Linked DNA regions of Homo sapiens: region 1 is linked to region 2. Evidence: read pairs that join two places in POLR2A ChIA-PET (ENCODE). Cell type or tissue: Panc1. All regions are shown on one strand.

What was found. ChIA-PET counts read pairs that join two places held together with the same protein. Peaks named below come from ENCODE experiments on the same cell type or tissue, not always from the same donor. Only the 100,000 strongest peaks of a DNase experiment are listed, where the experiment ranks them.
Region 1: POLR2A ChIA-PET joins it to region 2 with 11 read pairs; 1 of 35 experiments calls an interaction of 5 or more read pairs at or near these places.

Annotation. Positions count from the first base shown.
Region 1 is chr5:96,920,182-96,928,181 of GRCh38, reverse strand. It overlaps a transcript of ERAP1 not described here. Among named protein-coding and RNA genes, the nearest start is that of LNPEP, 12 kb to the left of the region's middle. In Panc1, no CTCF peak of the experiment used is centred here; a DNase peak (open chromatin) is centred at 4,915; H3K4me3 peaks cover 1,543 bases; H3K27ac peaks cover 3,913 bases.
Region 2 is chr5:95,070,531-95,078,530 of GRCh38, reverse strand. The region is part of intron 1 of MCTP1 (multiple C2 and transmembrane domain containing 1); the gene reads left to right. Among named protein-coding and RNA genes, the nearest start is that of MCTP1-AS1, 96 kb to the right of the region's middle. In Panc1, no CTCF peak of the experiment used is centred here; no DNase peak of the experiment used is centred here; H3K27ac peaks cover 1,937 bases.

The DNA of each region.
Region 1 (8,000 bases), 1.8 Mb before region 2:
CGTGGTGGTTCATGTCTATAATCCCAGCACTTTGAGAGGCTGAGGTGGGCGGATCACTTGAGGCCAGAAGTTTGAGACCAGCTTAGCTAAAAATACAAAATACAAGAAATTAGCTGTGTATGGTGGTCTGTGTCTGTAATCCCAGCTACTCAATAGGCTGAGGCATGAGAATCACTTGAACCTGGGAAGCAGAGTTTGCAGTGAGCAGAGATCATGCCACTGCACTCCAGCCTGGGCAAAAGAGCAAGACTCTGTCTCAAAGAAAGAAAGAAAGAAAGAAATGAAAAGACAGTTCACAGAATAGGAGAAAATACTTACAAACCAAGGGACTTCACAAGGGACTTGTATCTAGCATATATAAAGAATTTTTAAATTTAATGATAAAAGATAAATAATCCAATTAAAAGTAGGCAAAGGACTGTAATTCCAGCACTTTGGGAGGCCAAGACGGGCAAATCACGAGGTGAGGAGATTGAGACCATCCTGGCTAACACAGTGAAACCCCGTCTCCACTAAAAATACAAAAAATTAGCCAGGCGCGGTGGCGGGCGCCTGTAGTCCCAGCTACTTGGGAGGCTGAGGCAGGAGAATGGCGTGAACCCGGGAGGCGGAGCTTGCAGTGAGCCGAGATTGCGCCACTGCACTCCAGCCTGGGCGACTGAGCGAGACTCCGTCTCAAAACAAACAAAAAAAAAAAGTAGCAAAGGATCTGAATATTATTTCTCCAAAGAAGATATACAAATGGCCAATGAGACATGAAAAGCTGTTCAGTGTCATTAGTCATCAGGGAAAAGCAAATCAAATCCAAAATAAGCCACCACTTCACATCTACTAGGATAGCTACAATAAAAAAACCAGATAATAGTAAATACTGGCAAAAATGTAGAGAAATTATAAGCCACATACACTGCTGATGGGAATGTAAAATGGTGTAGCTGCTTTCAAAAACAATCTGGCAGCTCCCCAAAAGGTTAAGCAACAGTTACCATGTGATCCAGCAATTCCATTCCTAGATATATACCCAAAGGACCAGAAAACTTATGCACATTCAAAAACTTGTACATAGACTGGGTGTGGTGGCTCACACCTGTAATCCCAGCACTTTGGCAGGCTGAGGTGGATGGATCACTTGAGTTCAGGAGTTCAAGACCAGCCTGGGCAACCTGGTGAAACCCCGTCTCTATGAAAAATAAAAAAATTAGCCAGGCATGGTGATGCATGTCTGTAGTCCCAGCTACTTGTGGGGCTGAGGCGGGAGGTTCGCTTGAGCCTGGGAGATCGAGGCTGCAGCGAGCTGAGACTGCACCAGTGCACTCCAGCCTGAGCAACAGAGTAAGACCCTGTCTTGAAACAAACAAACAAACAAACAAAAATGGTAGATGAATGTTCATAGCTGCATTATTCACAATAGCCAAAAAGTATAAACAACACAAACGTCCATCAACTGATGAATGGATAAATAGAATGTGAAACATTTATATGTATAATAGAATATTATTCAACAATAAAAAGAAAGTACTGACATGTTAAAACATAGATGAACCTTTTAAAAATTATGTTAGGTGAAAGAAACCAGTTACAGAAGACCATATATTGTTATTATTCCACTTATTTGAAATGTATTGTATCATTCCATTTATATGAAATGTCCAGACTAGGCAAATCTATAGAAACAGAAAGTAGATTAGTGATTTCCTTAGACTGAAGGGAGGCAAGAATGGGAAGTGTCTGCTAATAAGTATAGGGTTTTTTGTTAGGGTGATGAAAACATTCTGAAATTGATCGTTTTGCTAGGCACTCAACCCTGTGACTATACTAAAAACCATTGAATTATAAACTTTAAATGGATGAATTTTATGCCATGTAAATTATATCTCTGATATAAAACTGATAAACTGATATATATGAAAGACTTGAGGTTATACTTTTTAGAAACCATAATAACAATGCTTGATTAAAATGAAACAGTAATGGCTGGGCATGGTGGCTCAAGCCTGTAATCCCAGCACTTTGGGAGGCCCAGGTGGACAGATCATGAGGTCAGGAGGTTGAGACCATTTTGGCTAACACGGTGAAACCCCATCTCTACTAAAAATACAAAAAATTAGTCGGGCGTGGTGGCACGCGCCTGTAGTCCCAGCTACTTGGGAGGCTGAGGCAGGAGAATCACTTGAACCTGGGAGGCAGAGGTTGCAGTGAGCCGAGATCACGCCACTGCAGCCCTGGGCGACAGAGCGAGACTCCGTCTCAAAAAAAAAAAAAAAAAAAAAGCAAATTATACTGTGAGTATCTCCATTCACCATTGCTCAAGCAAGTTTGTTTTCCCCCATCTGGTTGCTACTATTTAAAAAGGTACAGATTTCATTCAATTAAACACTAACCTATTTAGAAACAGAAATGCTATAGAAAATTCTACAGGTATAGATATATCATTTCCATTTTTTCCCAAATGGAACCCTAAGCCTACTAGAAATGCTTAGAAAGAAATCTTCACTCTGGAAGTCCAAACTGTGGTGACTGTTAAATTTCTTGAAGGAGCTTGTTAACAAAACAGATTTCTGGGCATTGTTCCCCGAAATTTCAATTCAGTTGGTCTGAGATATTGCCTAAAATCTGCATCTTTATCAAGTGATTGTGACACAGGTGGTCCTCAGATAATCCTGCACTGAAGGAATTCTAGGGTAAATAAGGAGCAGTGTGTTTAGTAGAAACTGCACTACATTTACTACAGGGTAAATGAAGGGCAGCCCAGGACTGAGGTGAGAGCCTGGGCCCTGGAGGTAGACTCTTAAGGGTTCAAATTCTGCCTCTGCCACTTCCTACCTCTGTGCCTGGGGCAAGTTCCCTGAGCTTCACTTTCTCCTTTGTAAAATGAGGACAAGTACCCTCACAGAGTTAGTGTAAGGATGAGACAAATTCACATAATTATACTTAGAACAGAGACTGGCACAAAGTAAGCACTAAAGATGTATTTGCTGTTACTATTGTATGTGAATTATAAAATTTAAATACCATGTAGATCACTTGCAAAGAAGTTTAGACTTGTAATAGCAAACCAATTTCTATAACGGTAACATATTCCAATCTGATCATTTAAAATAATGATGTGCTGGCAAACCAAGTTTTCGGTGTTGAGTTGGCATCTAAGCCCTAGGTTGGATGGGGCCTACCTAGGCCAGGAAGTGACTAGGATGATGGGCCTACCTATATAGCCATAAAAAGCAATCACAGCCTTTCTTCCATAAAAGTCAGAAGATAGAAAAAACATTTTTTGAAATGATGTGGGCCAGGCACAGTGGCTCATGCCTGTAATCCCAGCACTTTGAGAGGCCGAGGTGGGTGGATCACCTGAGGTCAGGAGTTCAAGACCAGCTTGGCCAACATGGTGAAATCCCGTCGCTACTAAAAATACAAAAATTAGCCTGGCATGGTAGCAGGTGCCTGTAGTCCCGGCTACTCGTGAGGCTGAGGCTGGAGAATCACCTGAACCCGGGAGGTGGAGGTTGCAGTGAGCCGAGATCACGCCATTGCATCGCTCCCAGCCTGGGCAACAGCAAGACTACATTTCAAAAAAAAAAAAAAATCTGTTAGCCCGAATTGTTATTGACTTGCTCTTTCTAGAGAGATGTTTATACTCTTGAATATTCTGATTTAGTTTTCCTTTTTGTTTGTTTCTTACAGCTATGCTAAAATAAAGCTTGCCCAAGGTTCACTCCCATAAAATGTGTCCTTGAGCTTTTTGTTTGTTTTTTAGCTTGAGAAGGTCCTATAATATTTGTGCTGAAAATTACATTTGACTATGATTCTTGGCTGACTCTCAGCTGATTCAGGTGCTTTTTTCCTCCCTTTGGCTGATGGTTGCCAGCACAGGCTGTCAGTCAGTCAGCACCATTTATGGAGGGCCCCTGGTGTGCAGGGCCTCAAAGAGACCTCAAAACAAAACAGGAGCTAACGCTTCACTTTTATGGCACATACAATCTATTGGGCCAATCAGGACAAGCACACAGGATACATACATAATACATGAAACATGACACAGACATATACCATCGTGTACTAGCAGGATCAGCCTGAGGCAAATTTTCCATTTCTTCCTCACTTCCAGGTGCTGCTTTACAGCCGACAAATATTTATCAAATGACATCTGTGTAACATCCTTGAGTAAGTGACAGATACTGCCCTTAATTTCCTCCTACCCAACCAGTACTTTCTAAGCTATTGGCCACTTTCCACAACTCACTCCCCAAGCCCGTCTCCCAACTTCAGGGTCCTCTTTCTCTCCTCAGGGCCCTTTGCTTAGCTAGCTATAAAGAAATATTAATTTTTTAAGATGTCACACTAAAGCATGACTAGTGAGTTACAATGTAATATTTTAACTTTTTATTAGTCCAAAGGAATAAATCTATAATGGTGAAATTATAAAAGAAAAGGCAACTGGATATTTTGACGTGTATGAAGTTTCTTTCTTTTTCTTTTTTTTTTTTTTTTGAGACAGAGTCTCACTGTGTCGCCCAGGCTGGAGTGCAGTGGCCTGATCTCGGCTCACTGCAAGCTCTGCCTCCTGGGTTCCCGCCAGTCTCCTGCCTCAGCCTCCCAAATAGCTGGGACTACGGGCGCCCGCCACTGCGCCCGGCTAATTTTTTGTATTTTTAGTAGAGACGGGATTTCACCGTGTTAGCCAGGATGGTCTCGATCTCCTGACCTCATGATCTGCCCGCCTCGGCCTCCCAAAGTGCTGAGATTACAGGCGTCAGCCACTACGCCCCGCCTGAAGTTTCTTTTTTTAGACAGCACGTTTTAGGTTTGGATTTGCAAGGCCAGCACTGTTGCTGTTATTTCTTTCCAGGTCCTCAGTGAGACCGAGGGGTCAACAAATAGTATGTTTCCCTTGGTCTTAAAATCCAAACAGCCAGGACCTGGCGTGGTGGCTCACACCTGTAATTCTAGCCCTTTGTGAGCCCAAGGCGGCAGGACGGGAGCTTGAGACCAGTGTGGAAAACATAGTGAGACCCCCATCTCTACAAAAATTAAAAAATAAAAATTAGACAGCCATTGTGGTGCACATCTTCAGTCACAACTACGTGGGAAGCTGAAGCAGGAGGATCACCTGAACCCAGAAACTGAAAGTTACAGTGAGCTACGATCGTGACACTCCAGCTTGGTCAACAGAGCAAGACCTTGTCTCAAAAAAAACAAAAAACAAAAAACAAAAAACAAAAAACATCCAAATAGTGAGGCCTCGCAGAGGCACAGTTGTTTGAAACTAGAAGAATAATATGCTCGTCCTACCTAATAATGGCTTCTCTGTAAGATATAAGTTATGCGCTTTGATTAGTAGTTGCATAACTTTTATCTACAGATAACGCACAACTTAGAACAAGAATAAATAAATACAAATCTTTAAATGCTATCCAGCCTCTTTCACTAACAACTTATTCATTGTTGCTTGAGTAACTCTAATTTAGTCTCTGAGTGTGAGTGAAGTTAACTCACCCGGACAGAGGGTCTGACAACTGCGAGCTCTGTCTGGTTCACATAGATTGTGCACAATTGTTTCAAACCAGATCTTTCTTTTGATTCCTATTAGCTCAAGTCTCTCTACCTGTTTGCCCCCAGCCAGCTAGAAAGCCCTGTTTGTCCTTCTACGACTCCTGCTTTTAGTCTTTGGCTCTACATCTGAAGATATGAATAGAAAGAAAATAAAATTATATGCCAGCAGTCTTATGTGCCCCAAGCCTCATCCTGGCCTTTTTCCATTTTTGAGTTTTAAAAGAGTGTTCTTTCTATCCTTTTCCCAACTCCAACTCAATATATTAGAGACGAGATAGAATTTGCAACTTAATTGACTAGAAAACAGTTTTTTTTGTTTTTGTTTTGTTTTTTTGAGACGGAGTCTCTCTCTGTCGCCCAGGCCGGAGTGCAGTGGCCTGATCTCGGCTCACTGCAAGCTCCGCCTCCCGGGTTCGTGCCATTCTCCTGCCTCAGCCTCCCGAGTAGCTGGGACTACAAGAGCCTGCCACCGCGCCCGGCTAATTTTTTGTATTTTTAGCAGCGACGGGGTTTCACCGTGTTAGCCAGGATGGTCTCGATCTCCTGACCCTGTGATCCGCCCGCCTCGGCCTCCCAAAGTGCTGGGATTACAGGCGTGAGCCACCGCGCCCGGCCTAGAAAACAGTTTTTAAAGCGGAATACAGTTTTAAAACTGAGAAAAAAATGTCCTTTGTATGTTTTCAGTATTTTCACAGACAATTTATTCTGGCCAACTCAAAATGAAGTTTATAATTTTAACTGTGGTATTCTTTGGATGACTAAAGGGACATACCAGGTGCTATTACTATGGGAATTCCTTACGGAGGAATGAGCCTGAAATATAGTATTGAAAGAAAGAAATATGACATAATTCAACAGAGGAAGGCATGAATTTTGAAGTGTGGGAAATCATGTGTGTAAATAACAAGATGAGAATTACTGAGTCATGTACTGAGAATAGAAAACCAGTTTCCTGACCTTCTCTGTCAGCATAGTAGAGGATTAGGACATCTGGAAGAAAGAAGAATACATTTGTAAAAGATCTTGAATTTATGGTTGGGAAGGAAAGATTGTAGAAACGAGTAAGAAATAAAATGTTTTTCTACCTTGTTTGTTAGTTAAGTATGCATTTCTCAGACTTTCTAAAGATTTCTCACTATGAATACTAAACATTTTCCTGATTTAAATCCTAAACAAATGATCTGTTTATACTGCCAGCTTTCTAAGTATAATGCAGACTTAGGTATTTGTACATAAGAAAATAAATGATTATGGTTTCTGGGAATATGCTAGAATAGATACCTTAACTGACCTTCCTGCTAAAAATAACTAAAAATGTAGAATAAAATTATTTTAATGCATTGATGACCTGGAAAGTTAGTAAGGAATACTCTTGGATCAGAAACTAAGTGAAGGCAGGAATCCCAAGGGGTAAGCCGAAGGCTGAGGCCAACTTTCACCTTGAGAGCATCTGAAGCTTCTGTTTTTATGCCTTCGAGAGTGCTGGGGACAGATGACAAAGCCCAGGGCCTGCCCAAGTTAGGGAGCATAATAAAAAACAAAATTCAGGTACAGTCTCTTTGCAAAAGACTCATCTAAAACTAAAGGATCCAGAAACATATCAGGGGAAGTGGTAACTTAAATATTACTAGAGATCAGAGTTTAACATCTGGTACTGACAGCTACAGAATGTATGAATAAGAAGAAAGTGAATTAACACCCTTTTAAGGAAACTACCCAGCACAGACTATTAAAATAGAAGATTATATGAAATACACATATGCTTCGACCTAGTAAAGCCACTTCTTTCATGATCCTTTTCAGACTTTCTTCCTTATGATTTGGAGACCTGGCTTTGATGAGATTAAGATACCAGGAAGCAGACAACCAAGTGCATGATTGGTTTAAAGTTTGTAAATGTATAAGTTGTAAACCACTATATGTTGAAATTTTAAAAATAGTGATACGTGGTTACATGGATGAAAGAAGGTCAATAAAGAATAGAAGTGAAGGAAAAGTAGCAGAGTAAAAATGTGGCCATTTTGAGCAGGCTTATGTTTGGTAGACATTAGTGTTCAGGTGGAAAACTAGTTCCTATGACTATTTGGAGGCTTGCCCTATGGCTGGGGGTGGGATAAAACACAAAACAAAAAATTTAAAAGACCAAAAACCCCTGGAACTTCCTCAGAAAATCAGGATTCCTTGCAGTAGTTTCTGGCCAGTTCTGCTCATCTAGAACCTCAAATGGGCTCAATGTCATAACAAGGAATGAAGAGCAGTAGCATGTACTGATATAGGACAAGAAAATCCTTACCATGGCAGTTAGACTCCTTTTTTTTTTTTTTTAAATGACAGGGTCTAGCTCTGTCACCCAGGCTGGAGTGCAGTGGCATGATCTTGGCTCACTGCAACCTTCACCTCCCAGGATCAAGTGATCCTCTCACCTCAGCCTCCCGTGTACCTGGGATACA
Region 2 (8,000 bases):
GCTGAAGTTGTTCGTGAATTTACATAAGATGGGGGCTTTTATTAACGCAAAATATGTCTGGAATGAGCATACATAACTGAGAGCTCTCCTAGGTGATCATAGTCTTTGGTGATACAACAAGATTTCCCTTTTTTGTTGTTGTTTTTGATGTGCAGGTGGGGCAGAAACAATTTTCAGTCTATATTTAGTTATCTGATACAGTCCCAGGAAAGCTTTAGGGAATTTTGTGTTTTGATAGAAGATTAATGTAATGTCTGCCTTTTTTCTGTTCATTCCCTAAACATTTCCTGGTGAAAGTCATCATTTGGGAAGGAGCACATTGAACGAATTGTAGAATGGAGAAGTTTAGGTCTGTTATACAACTAGGTCCATTTTGATTTGCTTTCCCCAGAGACTCCACAAATTATCTTTGAAATTCTTGGGTAACTTTCAAACCTTCATGTTTCCTCGGGTCTTGCAAACAAGATGGATGGATGGATGGATGGATGGATGGATGGATAGATGGATGATAGGGATAAATGAAGGTGTTCCCATATCTGTTGAGTCATGACTCATGTACCTGACACTGGATTGGGACCAGACTAGAGAATGTGGGCCCAGAGGAATGATGTATGAGATGTGAAAGAGTTTTCCTAAATTCATCTCATATTTTCTTGTCTGATAGTTTTCAATGTGGAATGAACATAGCTATAAGCCATTTCTTGCCACAAGCCTTTCCTCCTATTTCATGTTAGTTTTTAAAATTATATATAACGAACTGGCCAGGCGCAGTGGCTCACGCCTGTAATCCCAGCACTTTGGGAGGCCGAGGTGGGCGGATCACGAGGTCAGGAGATCGAGACCATCTTGGCTAACACAGTGAAAACCTGTCTCTACTAAAAATACAAACAATTAGCTGGGCGTGGTGGCGAGCGCCTGTAGTCCCAGCTACTCGGCAGGCTGAGGCAGGAGAATGGCGTGAACCCAGGAAGTGGAGCTTGCAGTGAGCCGAGATTGCGCCACTGCACTCCAGCCTGGGCGACAGAGTGGGACTCCGTCTCAAAAAAAAAAAAAGTATATATAATGAACCATAATTGCTTACTTCCTTGATTCAAAAGCTAAATGTGTGCAGATATATACATATATATTTACACACATTATTCATATGCAGAGAAAAAAAGAGACAGATAGAGGTGGGATAAAATTAAAAGGTCAAAATAAATTTGAACACCTAAATTAATGAGAATTGTTAAACTTTGACTATTTTATAATTTATTATGAAGAAAATAACCAAGATGCAGAAGAAACAGTCATGGCAGAATATCAAAAAAGAAAGGTACTCTTAAGATCATTTTTAAATGCTTGTTTACAAAAGTATATAGCATCTCTTTTCATTTTGGAATGGGAGCTTTCTTCCCCACAATATTTCATTAGAGAACTCAAACTAAGAGTCTGGGAATCAAAATTTATTTGGCACAATTAGTCAATTGTGAGTGATCATTTCCAAAATAAGGAAGGTGACTAAAGGCTTGAGTTAGGAAATTCTGCAAGTTTCAGAGATGGTATTAAGATGTTATTGTTTCAAGTTTACAAGGCGGGGAGGGAATACAGAAAATATTTTCCTGTAAAAATACTTGATCAAGCACAACTAAATAGGGTGAAAAGTTTTAAACAATGGAAACAACTGTACTGGGGTAATTACACATTTGGCTTTGACCCAAAGGAGTCATTAAAAACAAAAAGAAAAAAGAAAAAAACCAATTATCGTATAGATTTTTCCCCCACCCCTAAACAAAATAGCATATTTTCACGGTTTGAGGACATTCTATTCCTTTATGTACAGATGCGTTGTGTTATTTGAAATACATTTGATTTCTGTGGCTCACTGTTTTCTGGTGGTGATTTCCCTCGCTTAGAAATAGCGTGTTCTAAGTCAGCAATCAGTGGACAGCATTACCCTGGCCCACTGGAAACCTTAACTCCATGTAACTGCAGTCTGAGACTCAGTTTCAACATTCGTCAATGAAGGACTCGTTCTCATATTTCCCAGCAGTCTTTGAACTATTTTAAGATAGGGATTCCTTTTTTTTTTTTTTTTTCCTTTTTCAGCTTAATGGTTCCTGTGAATCTTGAAATCAATTCTGAAACAATTACTTCTAAGTTTAATCCACCTGGAAAATTTTCACTAAGCTCATACCTGGAGTTTGAAAAATGCTATGCTTAATGTAAACAAATGAATGTTCATGGCAAATGTGTACAGTAGTCATTACCCCTTTATCTACAGTTTTGCTTTTCAAGGTTTCAGTTACCCATGGTACTGTATGATATTTTGAGAGACAGAGAGAGAGGCCACATTCATATAACTTTTATCATAATATATCATTATAATTTTCTATTTTATTATTGTTACTGTTATCTCTTACTGTGCCTAATTGATAAGTTAAACTTTATCATAGGTATATATGTATAGAAAAAAATAGCATATATAGGGTTCAGTACAATCCACTGTTTCAGGCGTCCACTGGGGGTGTTCTAACATATTTCCTGAGGACAAGGGGACTACTGTACTTTAAATGTGTAAATAGCTGCAAAGAATCATTAATACACCAGACAGAGGAAGTCTCTGTAGCCTTATTACTGGTTTTAAATTATTGAAAAATAACACAGCATATGAATATTCAAGAGTTTTTGAAAGCTATATAACAATTCCACAAGTATCCAGATTACCACTAGGAAGCCACTGATAATGGGAATAGTCACTTCTGAGAGAAAGTGTTAAGAAAGTTATTGTTTCAAGTTTTCTAAGGGGTAGAAACAAAGATAAAACTTTTACGTAAAATTATCTGATCAAATATAACTAAATAAGGTAAAAATATACACAAGTTTTAGACCACATGGCAGGAGCTTTAAAACAAAGAGCAGCGTCTCCATCTAGGTGTTTTTTTATATATCAGACATTAATTTTTTTTCAGAAATTAAGGACTGAAAACTATATTTGCTGCATTAAAATATTCTTCCCATTATATTCTGACCTCTTCCTCATTGTATCTATTATTTTTGCAAGTTTTCGTGAGAGATTATTTTTACATTTTACAATTTTAATTGAAGTTTTATAAACCAAAATTAAGGAGAAGGTTAACTAAAAACCAAACATCACTTTGATAAGTTAACTAAAAACCAAACATCATTATAGAGAGAATAAAAGGGGAAGTTAACTTATATTTATAGGCTCAGAGAAGTCCTCTGTGAGAAAGTGACTTTTAAGCTGAGACCAAGGATATGTAGAGTTACTTTTGGTTTCCCTGCTGTTTGAAAGTTTGTGAGGATTAGAGAAAATGTATGTAAAGTACCCATTTGATTTTAAAAGTTCAGTTCAATGAGTCAAAGCAGTTCAAAGTGTTGTACCAGCTGTAAAATGTCCATGATCTCTTTCTTTACCTGAATAGTGTATAATTCATATTTACAAAATGTTGATAGTACAAGGTGCCTTAGAGATCAACTAGCTCAACCCTCTCATTTTGCAAATAAAAAATATTCTGCCACAGGCAAATTAAATGACTTTTCCAAAATTATACAGCCAGCTCCCGACAGAGCCAAGCTGGGCATGGGGTTGCTGTCATGTACCTCTGCAATCTTTTTACAACATCAGTCAACAGGATCATCCCTATCTGAATTTAGTATTTAAATTCTGCATTCAATTTTCCTGCTTATTAAAATGTTAATTGTGCACAGCATAAATCAATTTAAGCTTGACCTAATTTCCTTGTGGCCACGAAACATTTTTTTGAGCCATATTTTTTGGAAGGACATATTTTACGCCCTACGTAGAACCATAGATTCTACCTAGAAGCTTTTCCGCATACCTGAAAGTCTGCCTTCATTTTTATTCACTTGGCACTGCACATATACTTGTAATCACACAGATAGGTCCACATTTAACCACTTGTGCACACCTAAGATTGGTTATACTTCACCCGCTCCAACTTTCCAGATCCTAAAAATAAATGCGTGTTCAAACTTCATAAATACAAATTATTGTATTAGCAAAAATGTATACACCTATCCAAATCATTTAGCAAAACAAATGACAATTGATTACTAAACAATACTCTATAACTATTAATTATACCTTTGTCATCAAAGTAGTAATGCCCTAGGAGTTGCCAGCCATCTCTCTTAGTGGCCCCTCCAGAAGTTGGGTGGCCACACCCAAGCAACAGCACTTCAAAGTGCTCAGTCCTCTACACCTTCAAGTGGATGGTGCTAAGGGGCTTGGCCTTCACCTTACGGGATAGTGACTCTTCAACTGCATGGTATAGCAGATTCACCAGGGAATCTTGCTCAAACTACATGTACCCAGGCCTACGCCTGAGAGATTCTGAATCATTAGGTCATGGGTAGAGCCCAAGAGTGTAATTTTTTTTCTTTTTTTTCTTGAGACGGAGTCTCACTCTGTCGCCCAGGCTGGAGTGCAGTGGCACCATCTCTGCTCACTGCAACCTCCACCTCCCAGGTTCAAGCGATTCTTCTGCCTCAGCCTCCTGAGTAGCTGGGATTATAGGCACCCGCCACCACGCCCGGCCAAATTTTTTTTTGTATTTTCAGTAGAGACGGGGTTTCACTATGTTGGCCAGCCTGGTCTTGAACTCCTGACCTCGTGATTCACCCGCCTCGGCCTCCCAAAGTGCTGGGATTACAGGCATGAGCAAGAGTATAAATTTTAAGAAAAGCCCAGGTAATTCTAACACACACTCCAAGTTAAGAAAACCTGGGGCACCAAGAATGCTTCAAGGAGAGGGTCTGATGATGCCAACAACCAGGGTATCAACCAGGAAACACTGAAGGGAGGCACCTGAGCTCCTGTGTGTTCCATATTCCTGCCCTTCCCTCTCAACTTTACCTTTTTGTAGCATATCCAGTGTGCTCCCACCTCCTAGCACTGTCATCTTCTTCCATATCTTGGGGAAACCTTTTGAGTATGGGCATAACCACTTGGAAAGATATAGGTGAACAACAGATCTTTGTAGGTGAACTCACAGAACACCCTATGCTGGGAGTCTAGTCAGGGTGCAGTCAGTTACTTCCCCACTCCATACTCAGTAAGGTTGAGGAGATGGTGGGGGACAGTGTCGAGGGAGAGCAGTCACAAAATGCAGCAATGAATGGGTACCCTTAGTCTTAAGCCAAAGGATCCTAGCCAAGCCTCAGCAGCAAAGAGAAGTTGAGCCATGAGTCTGGATGAGAGAAATCTAATGAGGTGAGGAAGCTGAGATTCTGCTAACCAAAGGATAGCTTTGGCAAGTGCCACAATGTGGACGCCGTCTCTCCTATGCCCAAGACTGACAAAAAATTAAGACTAACTCCCTAAAAAAGAGAACAATCAGCTGTTCAGGATAGCTGGGCTGCTGAAAGAAGGCCTTGCAAGCTTCATTGTGACCATGGGCTAGTGTGATGAGCTGTAACAAGGAGCAAAGTGGACCATGTGGCACAGGGCTTGAGAAAGAGGTCCTCCATATCTCCAGTGAAAATAGTTGCTAAGCGCACTTTGGGAGGCCAAGGCGAACGGATCACGAGGTCAGGAGATCGAGACCATCCTGGCTAACACGGTGAAACCTCATCTCTACTAAAAATACAAAAAATTAGCCAGGTATGGTGGCCGGCACCTGTAGTCCCAGCTAATCGGGAGGCTGAGGCAGGAGAAAGGCGTGAACCCGGGAGGCAGAGCTTGCAGTGAGCCGAGATCTCGCCATTGCACTCCAGCCTGGGCGACAGAGCGAGACTCCATCTCAAAAAAAAAAAAAAAAAAAAAAATAGTTGCTAAGCAGAGTCCAAATTTGGAGCTAGAACAGTTGAGGTTGAATCTAGCTCCAAACATATATTGTGACTTTGAGAATATTATTTGACATCTATGGGCTTTAGTTTCCTCCTCCTAACATGAGAATGAAAACATCTTCTTTGGAGCTAGTAACCATAGGTCTAGATGCAGAGTATAATATTGGCCCCTTTGTGCTGCAATATTTTCACATGATCAATGCACAAGCCTTTTTCACATGATCATAATTCAAGCCAACACTAGTGTAATGTCTGTAGAGCCATCAATTCATGTGAGACAGTCTTTGGCAAAAATTGAAAAAGCTTGTACTATGTAGGGTGAATGTTACAAGTAGAGTGATTTATTGGAGTCTTTACAAGCTCTTGTTTGCTCTTGTTTATATTCCCCCAGCCTTATGTAATTTGTTTTGTTTAGTGTTTATCCAATTAGGGTTAAGAGGGTAGGACTTACTGTACTCCAGAACCAACAGAATGCTTCTTGATCCTGATTTTACTGGAATACAGGAGCAGCTTGTCAAACTCTCTGGATAGGAGGTGGGGTACATTGGTTCTTCCAGAACCAAAGCCAAATATGCTTTAGCATCAATTTGCCAACAAACCTCCAATCACACACACACACACACACACACACACACACAGGAAAATTGGCATTGTTTCATATTAGAATCTGAGAAATCTAATAGTTAAGAAACCTGTACATCACAGCTAAACTTGTTTACTCTAAAGGAAAATTTATTTTTCTCATGGATCTATTAAAATTCCTCTAGATGGACTTTTACATGTATATATTTCTACCTGTTGTTTACTTGGAAGCCTAGCAGAGAAGTAAAATATATCACTCACCTCTAGCATATGATTGCCAGATTTTAACAAAAATCTAGTCAGTGGTAAGTTGTATTTAAGACAATCTCATTCATGTGAGTATGAGTGCCATTCTGGTTCTTAGATACATTAGTCTGTGCAGTGGCCACAGTTTCACAGAGTGAAACTTTCAATCTACAACATCTCTATGTTTACATGCAATACACTGGTTATTTCACTGCATTTCCCCACTTGCATTCAGGGATACAGAAATATTTTTAAGAGCTTGTGCCCCCAGAAACTATGGAGGAGAAATGGACACAATGTTTGTTAACAAATCATCATGAATATCACTCATATCAAATTATAAGCTATACTGAGGGACATCAGTAAAAGTAGAATATTATATAGAGAATAAAAGGGGAAGTTAACTTATATTTATAGGCTCAGAGAAGTCCTCTGTGAGAAAGTGACTTTTAAGCTGAGACCAAGGATATGTAGAGTTACTTTTTGTTTCCCCGCTGTTTGAAAGTTTGTGAGGATTAGAGAAAATGTATGTAAAGTACCCAGCACAGCATCTGGCAGCACCAAAATTCTCCAGAAGATTCTGATCCAGCCTGTCTCCTAATCAGTGACTACGAAGCCAGCGGGTACCTCAGACAGACGCTCTTGGGCTGCACGTGCTGCCTCAGGCTCCGGATCTGGTGTCATAGGTATGCCCAGGTTAGCTGAGGATCCCTGTGGCTACAGCCTTCCTGGTTAGCCTTCACAGTTAGCCTTCACAAGTATGCTCTGTATGTGAATTGCTGCTCAGATGTGCTTTGTTCAACATTTCTCTCCAGGGATGAACACCCTTCCTCTCGCTTCCCCTTTGTTCCAGTCCATTTGGCTTGGCTCTGATTTCCTGCCTCCTCATCTTGGGAACAGGTTCATCCCATGGTACCCTAATCCCACGGAACTTCCCTTGAACCAATACATTGCCACCTCCCCACTGAGAGATGCCAGACTCTTCTCCCAACTCTCCCAACCACCTTAACCAAGTCAGCCCCTCCCACATAGTCCCTAGTTAAGATCAGAATGAGCTTTATCTGCTTCTTAAACTTTGTTGTTCCTACCTCTGCAATCCCTCTTAGGCTATGGAACTACTGCGGGATGAATTCACCAAGCCGCAGCTGGGACTGCCTTTGTACTCCTCTCTCTAGACAGTCTGCCCCAGTCTCACACATGGCCAAAGTCTGGTAGGTAGTTGCTGAGTTCCTGAGTGTTGCTCTCTGGGCCAAGGCAGTACAGGGCAACTTCCCAAGGCAGAGCAGACAGGAGTAGTGCTTGGATTTGGATCAGACCACACTGGGCTTTGCTGAGAGGAACTGGGCCAGCATACAGAATGG